5 separate regions of the Homo sapiens genome follow, and all the other regions are linked to region 1. A link is a contact called in ENCODE Hi-C or POLR2A ChIA-PET data. All regions are on one chromosome and are shown on one strand. The core of a region is the stretch at or near the end of the contact, and the rest is flanking DNA. Distances in the headings are between cores, read along the strand shown.

Region 1 (2,700 bases), core at 195-2,694:
AAACAAATTAATGTTAATCAATCCACCTTAATTTGTCAAGTTCAAGTCCGTCTTGCCAAAACTAATTCAGGTACATGGTAAAATTTACCAGATTTTTAAAGATAAAATAATGAATTGCTTTTCCTATTTTTGCCTGTTTTATCTATAAATCTCTTACATTATAATTTAATAGCTCATCCTGCCGCAAATAGAAAGCCTATAAAACCTATCCACAATAGCTATGTCCACAGGGATCTAGTAAAAAAAAAAAATCGTAGTTCTTAATTCAAGGAAGCTTATTTAATAAGTTTCATTACCACCAATACTTCAAAGACACCAATAACCAACACGTCATTTGTTCCTATTGCATAATTTAACAGGTTATTAACTTCTGGTATAATCCAAAAGCATAATTAGTAAACTATCATTAAAACATGATATTGCTTTTTTAAAAAATCAGAAATATTAACACCTTTCACTGCGTCAGTCAAATCAAAATTTCAAAATTTTTGTTCAACTGACTTTCCAAATCTAAATTCTTACTATTCTAAACGAGTATGGAGACAAAACACACACTCCATACTACATCTAAAAACTTCCTAGCCATCAGATTTTAATTTTAGCATAAACTGCCAAGAAAAACCTTTTGACCGAAACCTACATTCCGTACACATTACTGTATGTCAATCAACAGAAGGTGAGTTATGATCATTAGAAAGTTACATAATTTACTACAAAGATCGTTTAAAGCAAACTTCATTAAACGTAGGTTATAACAATTTACATGCTTCAAAGTTCAACGTGCAACCTTAAAGTATCAGAAACCATGAACAAAACTAGGCTTTTCTTTTAAAGTGGTCACAAGGAAGCAGGAACTGTTTGCGTGTTTAAGAACGCAATGAGCAGCAGAATACCAGCAGCTGAGTCAGGCAGAGGAACGCTGACTACATTCTGACTTCTAAAGGAAAGCGTTCCCTCGCCGATTTCCCAGACCCGGCCGGGAGAGTCCCGCGCGTCGCGACCTCGGAGAGAGGGCGCAGGGGGCAGACGACTCCCCGCCGCGCCCCCTGCACCTCGGGCTCGGCTGGCTGTGGCCCGCGCCAAGGTGCATGCCCAGCCAAGCAGAAGGAGCGGGCACCGCGCAGGCAGCGTTGCTCCGAGGGACAAAGGTTGGGCTCACACCCTCCACGGCCGCAGCTCGCGCGCCTGAGGAAGCCCGCCTGGCTGCCAGGGGTCTCCCGCTGGCCGGAGTTTGCGCAGCGTGTGGGGGAAGGGGAGCCCGGCCGCCCGCCCCTCCCCCGCCGCGCTCCCAGGGACCTGTTGATTAAGATCTCTACAGCCCAGCCGCCGCCGATCCGCCTCTTACCTCCACGCCTCGGCTCCGCGGAGCCTCCCGCCCCGGCCGCTCCTACGCACTGCAGAAGCGACAGCCCTCCGGCGGCCCTTGAAATTCCGGATAAAGAATCCAGAAACTCCCGACTCCCCACCTCAGAATCCTTAGTCCCCGCCCCCGCCCCACCGCCTGCCTCCTCCGTCGCCGCCGTCACCGCCGCAGCCGCCAGCAACTCCACTTCTAGACCGCGCGAGACCGGCCCCTGCGGCCGCCGCGAGACCGCGCACGCGCCCCCGGGACTCTGGCGCAGTGGGCGCGCGGATCCGAGTCCCACCCCGCCCGTGAGAGGCTGGCGCGGCTTGCCCAATCCCGAGCCGGAGCGGAGAGAGCGCCCGCTCATTGGTCCTCTCCGCAGCTCCAGCCGGGTGCGCGCAGTCGCGCGCCTCTAAGTCTAAAACGCGGACTGCTCCGGGCTAGCTGGCCCGGTAGAGCCCCTTCGGGATTTGGCCGGCGGGCTTTGTGGGGACGCGAGGCTTCCCTGGGTTTCTACATCCCTTGGCTCTTGTCTCTGGATGACGTATCCTGAAGAAAATCTGATTCCTCTTGAAGAGATTCCTCATGTCCTGTCAAGTTAGTCACCCAATCTAACATTTGTTTTTTTTAAAAAATGACATAAACACCTGGATGTGTGCAGTGTCCCGCAGAAGACTGCATAAAGCCAGCAGCTGCACTGATTTCTGAAAACCAGAAAGCAAGGATAGCAAGGACTAGAACTATTTCCCAGAAGTCTCCCGAAGGGACAGAGTTACGCAGATCAGCCCGTGCTCCGGGCATGGCTGGCGCCCTCGGGACCTGGATGTGCCACCCTTGGAATGGGGCAGGACTCAGGCGGGTGCGGGCGGAAGTCAGAGCAGATTGGAGGACGTTCTAAGGAGAAACACCAGCAATGTGTCTCGACACTTGCAATAAAAGCCCTCGGATGGTCTCTGTCTTGACAGTACCTTCCGAGCAAGCCCATTCCACATTTGAACACTTGCAAGGTTTGTTAATCGACCTCTCCTTCTATGAGGCCAAACTATGCCTGTGACTCCAGCCCGGGGGCACAGTTTCCCCCAGGGGCACAGTCCTCCCTCAAAGCCTTCGTATATGCCATTTCCATTTCTCTCGGTTTTCCTCATTTTGTCCCACGGTGTTTTTCCATCTCGCAATGTCCTCAGGTCCTGATTTTCAAGCTCTTTCACATTCTTCCCCATTACGCTCCTCTGGACAGCCTATGGGTTGTGGTGTCCCTCACTAAGGACACTGTGATGGCCTGAACGAAGCAAACCGTTGTTCCTGGTGGTGAAGATCTTTGGGGATGCCTACCCTTCCCAGATTTGTTATCCTTC
Region 2 (2,700 bases), core at 146-2,645, 1.6 Mb before region 1:
GGGGCGGGTGGGGGACTCGTTAACTTTTTATTTGGGTGGGCGGCATCCAAACCTAACAGTATATATTTTATCATTTTCAAGGGAGTCATGCTCCATTGCGGGCCCTTCGGTTTCGTGGCTCCCATGTCCCCCTCTCCACCTCCCGCCAAAACGGCGCAGCGTGACAAGCCATATGTTCCACTCCGGTGGGGGCGAGAGAGAAGCAACAATAAGTTAAAAGTGCCGCCTCCCTCCACCTCTTTACCTTCATTCTTACCAAAGTAACCTTTTTTCATTGTTCTAGAGTCTTGAGGTGTGTGTGGGGAGGATGGAGGAGGAGGGAGGGTTGTGGCGCCGCCCAGAATTCGGAGCGCGCGTGGAAAGTAGTGAGTTGCTCGGTGGGCTTTTTCTGGGAGGAAGGGGCATTCAGGAAGGATTAGGGTTTTCTTGACTAAAAAGTTTAAAGATTGGATGCGTGAAAAGAAACGGCACGCCTAGGCCTGGTAAAACAAACAATCGTCCCGGGTTGTGGTCTTTTTTTGCGGCGCCCCCCACCCGCCCACACCCGGAGAGCGCCGGCTGCAAAGCGAGCGCGAGTGTCGACGCGTGCGGCGCACTAAATTGTGCCGCGCTCGCCCCCGCCAGACCATGTCCTCCTGGGGAAAAAGTTTCCCTAGTCCCCCCAGCAGCGCGCCCCACCCTACGCCCCGCTGGAAAAAAAACAGCAACATAAAATCCTAGGCTTGAACATTCTGTGCGTCCCAAATTTCTAATGTCCTCGGCCTGCCCGGTTTGCCGAAGGGAGCCGAGTGTCGAAGAGAAGTCGGGAAAAGGTAAGTTGTGCAGACACTTGGGGAAGTTTCAAGGAGACCGCCAGCTCAAGATGGAAACCGCGGCCCGGGCGCTAAGGACGGGCTTCAGCTCCCGCTGGCAAAAAGAGAAAGTCGAGCCCGCCTTCCTGCCCAACAAAAAACAACAACATGACAACAAGAACCCCGGAGGGAGTGGAATGAGTGACGTCACAGCCGCGCTCTGAGGCTGACAAAGGAGGGGGCGCGCCCCTCCCGCTCTGCGCCCGCGCGGCCCCGGAGAGGGGGCGCCTGAAGCGCCGGGTAGGGAAGTCAGCCGACTTGAAACTTTTCCTCTTAAAGAAAAAAAAAAAAAAGTTGTGCGCGGCTCACAGTGGGGTTTTTTTTTTCCGCCTTCTTTTCTCGTCTCCCCTCCCCCTTCTTCCTTTTGAAAGTTTCTTCTCCTCCCCCTGCCCCCCCTCCCCGCCTGACCGCATGGCTGATTCAACTCCAGTGTCAATCAACTTCTTTTTCCTCCTCTTCCTCATTTAAATAAGTTTAAAGCTCCTCCTCCCCCCGGCCCACCAAATCTGAACTTTATAAATTGGGCTTTGCGCGCCCCAGCCCGGAGTCAGAAAGGCGAGGGGCGCCGGGAACTGGCGTGTGGGACTCCAGACAGGAGAGGCTGCGCCTTCCCCGCACCGGGACCTTCGCGACACACCAGATCCTCGCCCCTGGCTCGCGCGAACGCACAGGATGACCACCACCCTCGTGTCTGCCACCATCTTCGACTTGAGCGAAGTTTTATGCAAGGTAAAGGGGGGCGGAGCATTTGCTTTTCAAAAAGTCTTTTTCTTTTGCCTTAAGAAAGAACCCCCAAAAGTTTGGGTCTTGGAAGGCAATGGGGAAAGTGGTGCAGCGAGATGATTCTTTTCTCCTCCGGCATTTCTCCCAAGTTTGAAGGAATTTGGCCCCGTCCTTCCCACCCTTTGAGTTTCAACAGTTGCTGGCGGGGATTACATGTGAATCTGGAGGCCAGGGTTTTGAGGGGCGAAGTTTGCCTGGCAGGGCAGCCCGGGGGCTTCGGGGGGAGGGCTGGGATTGGGACAAGTTTTGGGCGATCCTGTTTTACGTAACGTGCTGCTGGATCCCAGGTTTGCTGGTCTGATCGGGTTCCCAGTCTGCGCCCTAGGTCTGTCCAGCGGCATTACCCACCCGTGGGGTTGGGAGTGGGAGGTCCCTCGGGGAAGTGAGTCTCGGGACAATGTTTTCCTCCACTCTTTGGGGGGAGCTGGGGATATGCGAGGAAGAAAGGCCAAGTTGTGATTCAAAAAGATGTTGCAGAACAAGTTTGCAGTGGGGCTTGAGTCCGCCCTAGCTCCGTTGGGCTTCTTCCCGCGATAGCCGATCGTGCAGCAAACTTTGGGGTGAAAGAGGCATTCAGGTTGACCCGCTTACCTGTGTTGCCGAGGCATTGCGGCTCATCGATTGCGGGCGGGGTTGGGGGGGGAGGTGGCGACAAAATGCTGGCTTGAACTCGAGAGTCCCGCGAGTAAGGATTTAATGGGGGGCTCCTTAAAACATGTTGCTTGTCAGCCAGTGTTGAAAAAGCAAGTTTTAAACTCGGAATGTTCCAGGACTGCGGTTTAAATGTACATAGCAAAAGTCTATGGATGTTGTTAAATTTCTTTCCAACCTCCCCCTCCCAATTTGAAAGGGTGAAGCTGCTGGGCTACTTTTTAATTGCTGAAGTGTTTTGCCTTCTCTTAACACGTCGGGTCATGTTGCTCTGTTTTCCCAGCTTGCTGCTCCTGTTGGTGCAGCTGCCAACGCCCCAGGGCTGCAGGGTTGGGGTGCAGGGACGCCGAGGAGCTGAAGAGTAGCATTTAAAAAGTTTGAATTTTTCAGCTTCCTTCCCTCCCTGCACATTCCC
Region 3 (2,700 bases), core at 40-2,539, 1.5 Mb before region 1:
AGCAAACATTTCCGGAATTCCTGGAAACCAGTCTGTCTCTGCCATTACCAAATGGTAGCCCTGGATCTGTGGCGGTCTCTCTGGGTCATGGTTTCTTCATGTGTAAAATGCAGAGGGGTGGCTCTTTAGGGTCCTTTCAGCCCTAACATTCTCTGCAGAAGCCAGTCACCAGGCCTGGGCTAGAAGAAACTGTTGGAAAGTGAGGCCTAGGGCCGGCCTGCATGGGTCTGAACGAGGAGACCTTGTGGGTGAGCTGGGGGTGATAGAAGCCAGTGGAGGGGAAGGGTCAGGGGGAGGGACTGGAAGTTAGGAGTTGGGATTAGGGAAGAGGGAATCGAGATCCCTGGCTAACCTGTCAGGACCTTGCCCATCTATCTGGGCTATCTCCAAAGAGGTTCCTAGAGCCCGAGCCCAAGGTCCTGCCTGGGGAGACCCTCTGAGGAGGCTGGAGTCAGCTACACCCCTCTGCTCAGGGAGATGAGCCTTCTTACCTGGCAGCCTCACCTGGCAAGCTCTCTGCTCAGTGGACCTTCCCCACCTGAGGCAGGGAAGGATAGAAATCCCCCAGCTGGGCCTTGCCATAGCTAGCCTGGGGTTAAAACTAGGCTCTCTAGGCAAACAGTGTCTTTGCTATCTTGTGTTTGGAACCCAGCATGGAGGAAAGGTGGAGTCCACAGCAGCCAGTTGTGTCCAGCGCAGCCTGCTGTGTTATCTTGGTGCAGGGCAGCTCACAGGGAGGCGGGCCTGCAGATAATGGCCAAACTGTGTTCACCCCGTTCATCAGACTCCTTCCCATCAGGGCCACTGCTTTTTCTTTAAACAATTACTGTGGAGCCAGCTCCAGTCCAGCTGCTTTGGGAGACCTAGGAATGTATTCTTTCTTTCATGGACCCGGGAGAGGGGTGGAGAGGTCTTGTGGTATCCTGGCAGATAATGCAACCTGTTTCAGTCTTGCCACTCACTTCTGGCAAGCCCTGTCTCCCCTCTGTGATCCAGTGTCTCCATCTTTAAAATAAGGAGGAGAGTCCCTTTGGCCACCCCTCTTCCCCTGGCTCATGAGGACATATGGGGATACATGAGGTCTTGTCTATCACAGAGCTGTGGGTCTTTAGGGAGGCCCTCAGAAAACACCAGCTGCTGTTGTTGGTTATGGGGATCTAGGTTCAAGAAGAGCCTGGTGGTGTTATTTATTACTCATGAAGTCCTGGCCACCATGCTGATCCCAGGCGGGACGTGGTTAGCCAGTCCTAGACTGAGCAGGAAGCCAAATGAACTTCCTTTTTTTTTTTTTCTTTTTTTAGAACAATCTCAAGAAGCCTGGTGCTCTGAGCCCTCAGAGTCAGCTGATGCCCCTTGCCCAGTAGCCAGGGTAGAGGTGGGGGTGTCAGTTTCTGCATCTAGGCCCCTGAGTATTCTTGGGAAATGACGCATGCTGTCACCAGCTGTACAGGCCATTACCCGTTGAAAAAATGTGACTGTGGGGGCCATTAGCCCCAAGAGTTCAGCACCCTCTGCAGTGGGAGGGTAAGAGCTACAGAGCTTAGGAAAGGTGCCTCCTATCAGCTGGAGACTAGAGCCTTAAACTCAGAGTCTGAAGGCGGATTGCACTTCTGCTGCATGCCAGCCACGTAATCCTTAGGAGGAATGAAAGCTCTCTATGCCTTTGTTTCCCCATCTGTAAAACCAGCACTGTAAAAGAATAATACGTGCCTTGTAGGGTTGTTACAAGAAGAAAACATAATCTAAAATGTTAATGGATGGTCCTAGTAGAACATTTGGTGCGTAGAAAATGCTCAGTAAGTGAAATAGAAGGGAGAGAAGCTAGGATGTGAGTTTAAGACATGTGGACAGAGAACATCCCAACAAGCTGTCCTAATCTTGAAATGCATGAACTGAAAATAGCGTGGGCTGCAGGTCCCCCAAGCACAGACTCAATGGCATGGCTGATGACATTAGTCCAGGGCTGTCCAGCCTGGGCAACAGCATTCTTATTTGGATTAAGGGAATAGAAGTTGCAGAGTAGAAGCAGCTTCCTAGAAGGATCCACCGTCCTTCCACCGAAGCCCACAAGCAGGTGAGGTGAGCTCCTTCAGGCCCAGAGCTCAGAGGCCTTTATAGATAGGTGTGAGGAGCCAGAGTGGGTTTTGTGGTCAGAGCCCAAGGCTAGGCATGGAGAATTCTGTTTTCCTGAAGCTGGCTGTTTCGTCACCTGGGACAAATTTCCTAACCAGTCATCCCCAGGTAAAGGGGAAGGCCGCAGACAATGGGCTTTTGGCCTTCTGCTTCTGAGCCCACTGATCTTGATGTGTCATTTGACCTCTCAGCTGTGGTTACCCCTGTGGGAGATGGGGATCATAACCAACTCTCCTGGAGGAGGGTGGTGAGAATGGAATGATGCGATGGCTGAGGTCCCCGCGTGCATCTGCATGGCCAGGTGAATGAAAGGGGGTGCTGTGAAGAGCCATCTACACCTCTGTCAAGGGGCAGGGACTGGTCACCACTAGGATCTTCTCCATCCTGAACACTGCCTTGGGGAGCTTAGGTAAAGTGAATCACCCAAGGGGTAGGGAAGAGGAGAAGGCTGACTGGGAGGAAGGCTCCAGGTTAAATTTTTTGGTGCCACCTTAAGAGAAATCTGTTTGCAGCCTTAATTCATCTGTAAACCAGGCAAGTCCTACCCGCCTTCCTAACAGAAGGAGC
Region 4 (2,700 bases), core at 26-2,525, 1.4 Mb after region 1:
TTTTTGTTTGTTTGTTTGTTTTTGAGACGGAGTCTCGCTCTGTCGCCCAGGCCGGACTGCGGACTGCAGTGGCGCAATCTCGGCTCACTGCAAGCTCCGCTTCCCGGGTTCACGCCATTCTCCTGCCTCAGCCTCCCGAGTAGCTGGGACTACAGGCACCCGCCACCACGCCCGGCTAATTTTTTGTATTTTTAGTAGAGACGGGGTTTCACCTTGTTAGCCAGGATGGTCTCGATCTCCTGACCTCATGATCCACCCGCCTCGGCCTCCCAAAGTGCTGGGATTACAGGCGTGAGCCACCGCGCCCGGCCGAAGTGTGAGTTTATATCATTTAATTTTGAATACTGATTCTGGTTCACAAAATGCCTGAATATTGAACAAACCTTTGCAGGCTTGTATGAGCCAGACCCCACATACCACTGTATCCACCAGAACAGAGGCTGAATTCAGGTGACAGAAACCAGGAGACCCACCAACTTTGGTGGGACCTGGACTCTTACGACTACATTCAAATAAATTAATCACTTTTCATAAAAATTGATATATCAAAAAAAAAAAAAAATGTCAAGGAACACCTAAAATGCACTTGGATGGCTTAGTCTACCATTTGAAACAAAACATTTGTCAAGCCTGTAATCCCAGCACTTTGGGAGGCCAAAGTGGGTGGATCACAAGGTCAGGAATTCAAGACCAGCCTGGCCAACATAGTGAAACCCTGTCTCTACTAAAAACACAAAAATTAGCCAGGCATGGTGGTATGCACCTATAGCCCCACCTACTCGGGAGGCTGAGCCTGGAGAATCACTTGTACCCAGGAGGCAGAGGTTGCAGTGAGCTGAGACCGTGCCATTGCACCTGGGTGACACAGTGAGACTCCATCTCAAAAAAAAGAAAAAAAAAAATTATCAGTAAATTTCTCGTATTGGCACAACATTGATATCTAAAGGCTTTCCATGAAATTCAATATGTAATAGAAATTACAGTACTGGAAAATTGTGCTCAAGTGACCAATTATTAATAGAACTCTAATTAATCTTAATTCAACTAAACTTAAAACCTTACGAGATTTTAAGAATAATAAAAAATTTTTTTAGGATCTCTTAACTTACATCTCATTCTCAATATTATTGACTAGGTTTTTTTTTTTAAACTATGCCTTTTCGATGTCTCTGAGAGTATCTGATTGTTGTTTTTGTACAAAGGGGAAAGGTAGGAGGCAGTTTCCTCTCCAGGAGATGTTGGGCACAGATATGTAATAACTAAACCACAAGGCAGAATTGTCTGTTGCTTTAGATTCTACGTATTTGAACTGTAAAGTGTCTTTCAACTCTGAACTCTGGGAATCTACATTTCTATCGGAAGGGCCAAGAAATGCCTTTCTGTCATGTGTGAGCTGGAAGAGTTTGCTTTGGAAACTCTTTCCATCAGTGATGAATTGTGCCTCCTCTGTGTGGTTCTACTGGGTGCTGGAGATGCACATACACAAGTCCATGGCAAGGTCTACAAAATTCTCATACACCAGGAGAAATTCACCCAAAGAGTTCATTTCAGCAGTGTTCATAATAGTTAAAAAACGAAAACAAATGCATGGTAAGGTACTGATAAGCTCAAAACAAGCACTGCCCTGGGCCTGCTTCCCACAATAGCCTCAAGGTCTTTCCTCTTCCGCTCAGTCATCCTCAGAGGTGGTAAGACTTGGTGAGAGATCTAGAAAGAAACCATCAGGTGAAGGCCGTGTTTTCTATGTCAGGAAACACGTGATGCACAGTCTCTTGGAGACAAAGTAGAAGTAGAAATGTCTCTGGGGACAAAGTAGAAGCTGGTGATATGAAGCAAGTCTCCAGGAATTATGTGCAAATGATGAATTTCCCAACCCTGTACCTGTAAGAACTTCAAAATTTCCTGGGCCAGGTGTGGCTAGGGAATTATTCAATTCCATAATTCCCATGTGGGTTCTGTTGTCTCCCCGCCCACACTTTCCTTGAGTCTGTCTTTTGCCTCTTCACTCACCACTGTCCACCCCCATTCCTGAGAAAAATTAGGTGTCCAAGTCCCTAAATCTGGTGCCACTTCCATTTCCACACATCCACCTTTGTTAAGTTCTGGCGAAGGAAATTACTTTAGATCTTTGTTCAAAAGTCATATATTTCAAATATAGTTTTACGTGGTGAAATTCTACCTTAAGCTGGCATTTATTTGACTCATTTTTCTAACAGAGCAAGGTCTGGTTCAAAACAGCAGAGTGAGCTGATTCTCAGCTAGTAATGGTTGCTAGGAAACCATTCTGTGGCAAATCAGAATCACATAAGCTCTGACTTCCCCATCTTGTGAACTCCTATAGAATTAATGCAGGCTCTACTCATTCAGTGATGAATCAGTACTGCCCAAGGATATCTCTTCTCTCTTACTGTTAAATTGTTATTTAATAATTAACTTTTATCTATAGTTTATGTCTTAGCTTTCCAGTTAGTTTTTAAACTTCAGAGGATGAGTCTTTTAGCCTGTGTATTTTGAGACCTCCACTTGCAAATGCCTAGTTGGCAGGGCTTAACCAATATGCACTGATTGTATTTGAAGGCAGGTGGTCATGTGGAAGAAACACTTCCAGATTGGAAAAAGAACAGTCTGGTACTTTCTACCAATAATTAAATGAGTTTTCAAAGCTATTTTCTTTCTTTGGCTTGTATGTCTGTTTTCTGC
Region 5 (2,700 bases), core at 57-2,556, 1.7 Mb before region 1:
AAGTCCCTCACAGTCAGCCTGGGTATCTGCGGGTTCTGAAGCCTGTGGATATAAAGGGCCAAATGCATATATGTATGTATATATTTTGAGACAGTCTTGTTTTGTCACCCAGGCCGGAGTGCAATGGTGAAAATGCACCTCACTGCAACCTCGACCTCCCAGGCTCAAGGGAGTCTCCCGCCTCAGCTTCCCAAGTAGCTGGGACTACAGGCGTGTACCACCATGCCCGGCTGATTTTTGTATTTTTAGTAAGGACGGGGTTTTGCCACGTTGGCCAGGCTGGTCTCCAACTCCTGGGCTCAAGCGATCTGCCCGCCTCAGCCTCTCAAAGTGCTGGGATTACAGGTGTGAGCCACCGCCACCGTGGCCAGCCTCAAATCCATAAATTAAGCTCTACTATGTGCTGGGTGCTGGGGTGGAAGACTGGCACATCTGTTGTTCACAAGACAGTGCATAACCTAGGAGAGGTTTATTTGCTACTGTTCTTCGGAACCGGGATCCCATAGAGGAGCCTGCCAGAACGCGAGGCCTGCTCCTTCCCGGGCATTAGCGCGTTTAGACTCTCCTCTTACTAAGCCCAGGGAAAGGAGTCCTGGCAGGTGGCAAGCAGAAGTTAGAGCTATTTAGTCACTCCCGCCCTCCATCCTCCTCCAATGACAATAAGGTTTTGTTTGTCAGGCATAAGGTTACCGGATTGGCCTGTGAAGTCCAGAAGCTCTTTCCGCGCTCGGCTCTTTGAGCCTCAGTTTCCCCATCTGTCAGGCGTGTGTATGTGGGAGGGGGGTACGGAGTAGATTTACCTAGATCACTCGGGGTTGTCCCTTCCAGTTTTGAGGGTGATGTCGGGGTGTCTGTGAGGAGGAGGGAGGACCCTGCCACGCGAAGGTAGTTTTGGTCGCAGCAGCCAGCCAAGTGTGCCCGCGGAGACCGGCAGGGAATTCCGGGAGGCCCCGCTGTGGAGCGGTCCCCAGAGCCCGAGGGCGAGCTAGAAGAGTTCCTGCGGCGAGGCGGGAACGCTCGGTAGCCTCTGAGAGCAGTTCGCTGGCGAGAAACCGGGTTCCTGCAGGGCAGGGATCAGCCGGGTCGCGCCTTGTAGGGTGGGGTGGGGTGGGGCGGGGCCGGGGGGGGCGGCGGTGGAGTCGTGAAATTCCCAAGAAATTCCTTTCCATTGCCCCACTCCGCCCCCTTTCCTAGGGTGCCGACCTGCCCAGACCCAGGTTCCCTGGGAAAGAGAAAATGAATGTTCTTCGGGTTTCCTCGCGTCCTTTCTCCAGCCCCCTCCCACCCCGGGGTTTGGAGCGCGCGTGGGAGCGCAATAACGGTGGCGGGGAACGGGTCCAATCCCGGCGGCTCCTGGGGTTCCCAAGCGCGCTGCCACTCAGTCCCCGAGCTCGGGGAGGCGTCTCCCGGCTTCGGTCCCGTTCAGCTTAAGCTGGCGTCACATGAGCCGCGGGGGAACGGGCACCGCGGGAGTGGGCGGGGGTGTGCGCGCCGGGAGGGGGCCGCCCAGTCCACCTATATGCGCCGCAGCCCGGCTGACGGATGCCAGGAATTCCCAATGAGAGGCGATGGGGGGAAGTTTGGGCAACTCGGCCTGGCCAATGGAGAGCCTCGGGAGGGCTCTGCCCCTTCCCCCCGCCCCCGCCCGCCTCGGCTCCCGCAGCGCTAGTGTGTCCGCCTAGTTCAGTGTGCGTGGAGATTAGGTCCAAGCGCCCGCCCAGAGGCAGGCAGTCCGCGAGCCCAGCCGCCGCTGTCGCCGCCAGTAGCAGCCTTCGCCAGCAGCGCCGCGGCGGAACCGGGCGCAGGGGAGCGAGCCCGGCCCCGCCAGCCCAGCCCAGCCCAGCCCTACTCCCTCCCCACGCCAGGGCAGCAGCCGTTGCTCAGAGAGAAGGTGGAGGAAGAAATCCAGACCCTAGCACGCGCGCACCATCATGGACCATTATGATTCTCAGCAAACCAACGATTACATGCAGCCAGAAGAGGACTGGGACCGGGACCTGCTCCTGGACCCGGCCTGGGAGAAGCAGCAGAGAAAGGTTAGCAGCCGCCCCCGCCCGCTGCAGCCCCCAGCCCCCAGCCCCCAGCCCCGACCCGCTCTGCCTGCCGGGCTCTCGGCTCCGGGCTCTGAACCGGTTCCGGGCGCGCACGGGAGGGGGCGGGGGCGGTGCGGCCGTTGCGAGGTGGGGTGTTGGGTTACAGGCGCCTGGCGGAAGCGGGAGCGCCCCTGCCCCGGAGCCCGGGAACGCCGGGCCGGAGCGCGGGGAGGTGGCGCCGCTGGCGGGCAGGTCTCCTTGGGGGTCCGTGGTCCAGGCCACCCTGCGGCTGTTGCAACCATCCCCGCGTGGGCTGTGCTCGGGGGCGGTGGTCTTCAGGCTGGGGCTGAGACCCCGGCTCGGGGCTGCTTGCTCCGGATCGATTTTCCCTTTTCTTCCGCCCCTGGCCACCTCTCCATATGGCGTGCGGTGGCAGCGCCGCTTCCTGGGCCGCCCTGGGTTCAACCTGAGCGGCGGGCCTCCCGGGACCCTGCTGCCCCTTAGGCGGAGGGGAGAGCGCCGGAGAGATCGGCGGCCGCCTCCGGATCTGCCTGGAGAAGGACCAGCTGGAGTGCGGCTGGGGACGAGAAAACTGGGGGGCGTACGCGGGCTCCCCCGCGGGCCCTGTGGGGGCGGGGTCAGGACAGCAGACCGTTTTATTGCTTAA

What was found. A loop is a pair of places that touch in the nucleus more often than their neighbours do. ChIA-PET counts read pairs that join two places held with the same protein, here RNA polymerase II (POLR2A). Pooled maps may share reads with other maps.
Region 2: a loop to region 1 is called in a pooled map, with 14 times the contacts of the local background. The contact joins the promoter of ZFP36L1 here to the promoter of PALS1 in region 1. A Hi-C loop is called at or near these places in 7 of 50 pooled maps. POLR2A ChIA-PET finds 5 or more read pairs at or near these places in 2 of 52 experiments (Caco-2 and MCF 10A).
Region 3: POLR2A ChIA-PET joins it to region 1 with 17 read pairs in PC-9. The contact joins the enhancer-like site here to the promoter of PALS1 in region 1. POLR2A ChIA-PET finds 5 or more read pairs at or near these places in 3 of 52 experiments (HEK293T, PC-9 and activated naive CD4-positive, alpha-beta T cell).
Region 4: a map of CD8-positive, alpha-beta T cell shows a loop between it and region 1 (8-fold over the local background). The contact joins the enhancer-like site here to the promoter of PALS1 in region 1. A Hi-C loop is called at or near these places in 2 of 168 maps with a recorded cell type or tissue (CD8-positive, alpha-beta T cell and naive thymus-derived CD4-positive, alpha-beta T cell) and 5 of 50 pooled maps.
Region 5: a pooled map shows a loop between it and region 1 (9-fold over the local background). The contact joins the promoter of ACTN1-DT here to the promoter of PALS1 in region 1. A Hi-C loop is called at or near these places in 6 of 50 pooled maps. POLR2A ChIA-PET finds 5 or more read pairs at or near these places in 2 of 52 experiments (PC-9 and Panc1).

Annotation. Positions count from the first base shown.
Region 1 is chr14:67,240,179-67,242,878 of GRCh38, reverse strand. It overlaps PALS1 (protein associated with LIN7 1, MAGUK p55 family member), which reads right to left and starts at 1,444. Exons shown (of 15, transcript NM_022474.4): 1 at 1,346-1,444. It overlaps LOC124903330 (a long non-coding RNA gene), which reads left to right and starts at 1,470. Exons shown (of 2, transcript XR_007064217.1): 1 at 1,470-2,700. It also overlaps a transcript of GPHN not described here. RefSeq lists a silencer at 863-1,832 and an enhancer at 1,813-2,092.
Region 2 is chr14:68,791,762-68,794,461 of GRCh38, reverse strand. It overlaps ZFP36L1 (ZFP36 ring finger protein like 1), which reads left to right and starts at 1,395. Exons shown (of 2, transcript NM_004926.4): 1 at 1,395-1,580. The coding sequence starts at 1,524. RefSeq lists silencers at 948-1,147, 1,168-1,237.
Region 3 is chr14:68,756,485-68,759,184 of GRCh38, reverse strand. No RefSeq gene overlaps it. Among named protein-coding and RNA genes, the nearest start is that of ZFP36L1, 35 kb to the left of the region's middle. Within about 2 kb of position 1,289, at least 6 of the 41 ENCODE cell types and tissues checked have a DNase peak (open chromatin) inside an H3K27ac peak, as active enhancers do.
Region 4 is chr14:65,846,251-65,848,950 of GRCh38, reverse strand. No RefSeq gene overlaps it. Among named protein-coding and RNA genes, the nearest start is that of LINC02290, 260 kb to the left of the region's middle. Within about 2 kb of position 1,275, at least 5 of the 41 ENCODE cell types and tissues checked have a DNase peak (open chromatin) inside an H3K27ac peak, as active enhancers do; they include CD8-positive, alpha-beta T cell, where a contact is called at or near this core.
Region 5 is chr14:68,978,288-68,980,987 of GRCh38, reverse strand. ACTN1-DT (ACTN1 divergent transcript) reads right to left here and starts at 1,306. Exons shown (of 4, transcript NR_073422.1): 1 at 1,204-1,306; 2 at 801-1,060. It overlaps ACTN1 (actinin alpha 1), which reads left to right and starts at 1,686. Exons shown (of 22, transcript NM_001130004.2): 1 at 1,686-2,036. The coding sequence starts at 1,932. RefSeq lists a silencer at 1,629-1,678 and enhancers at 820-1,818, 1,819-2,700.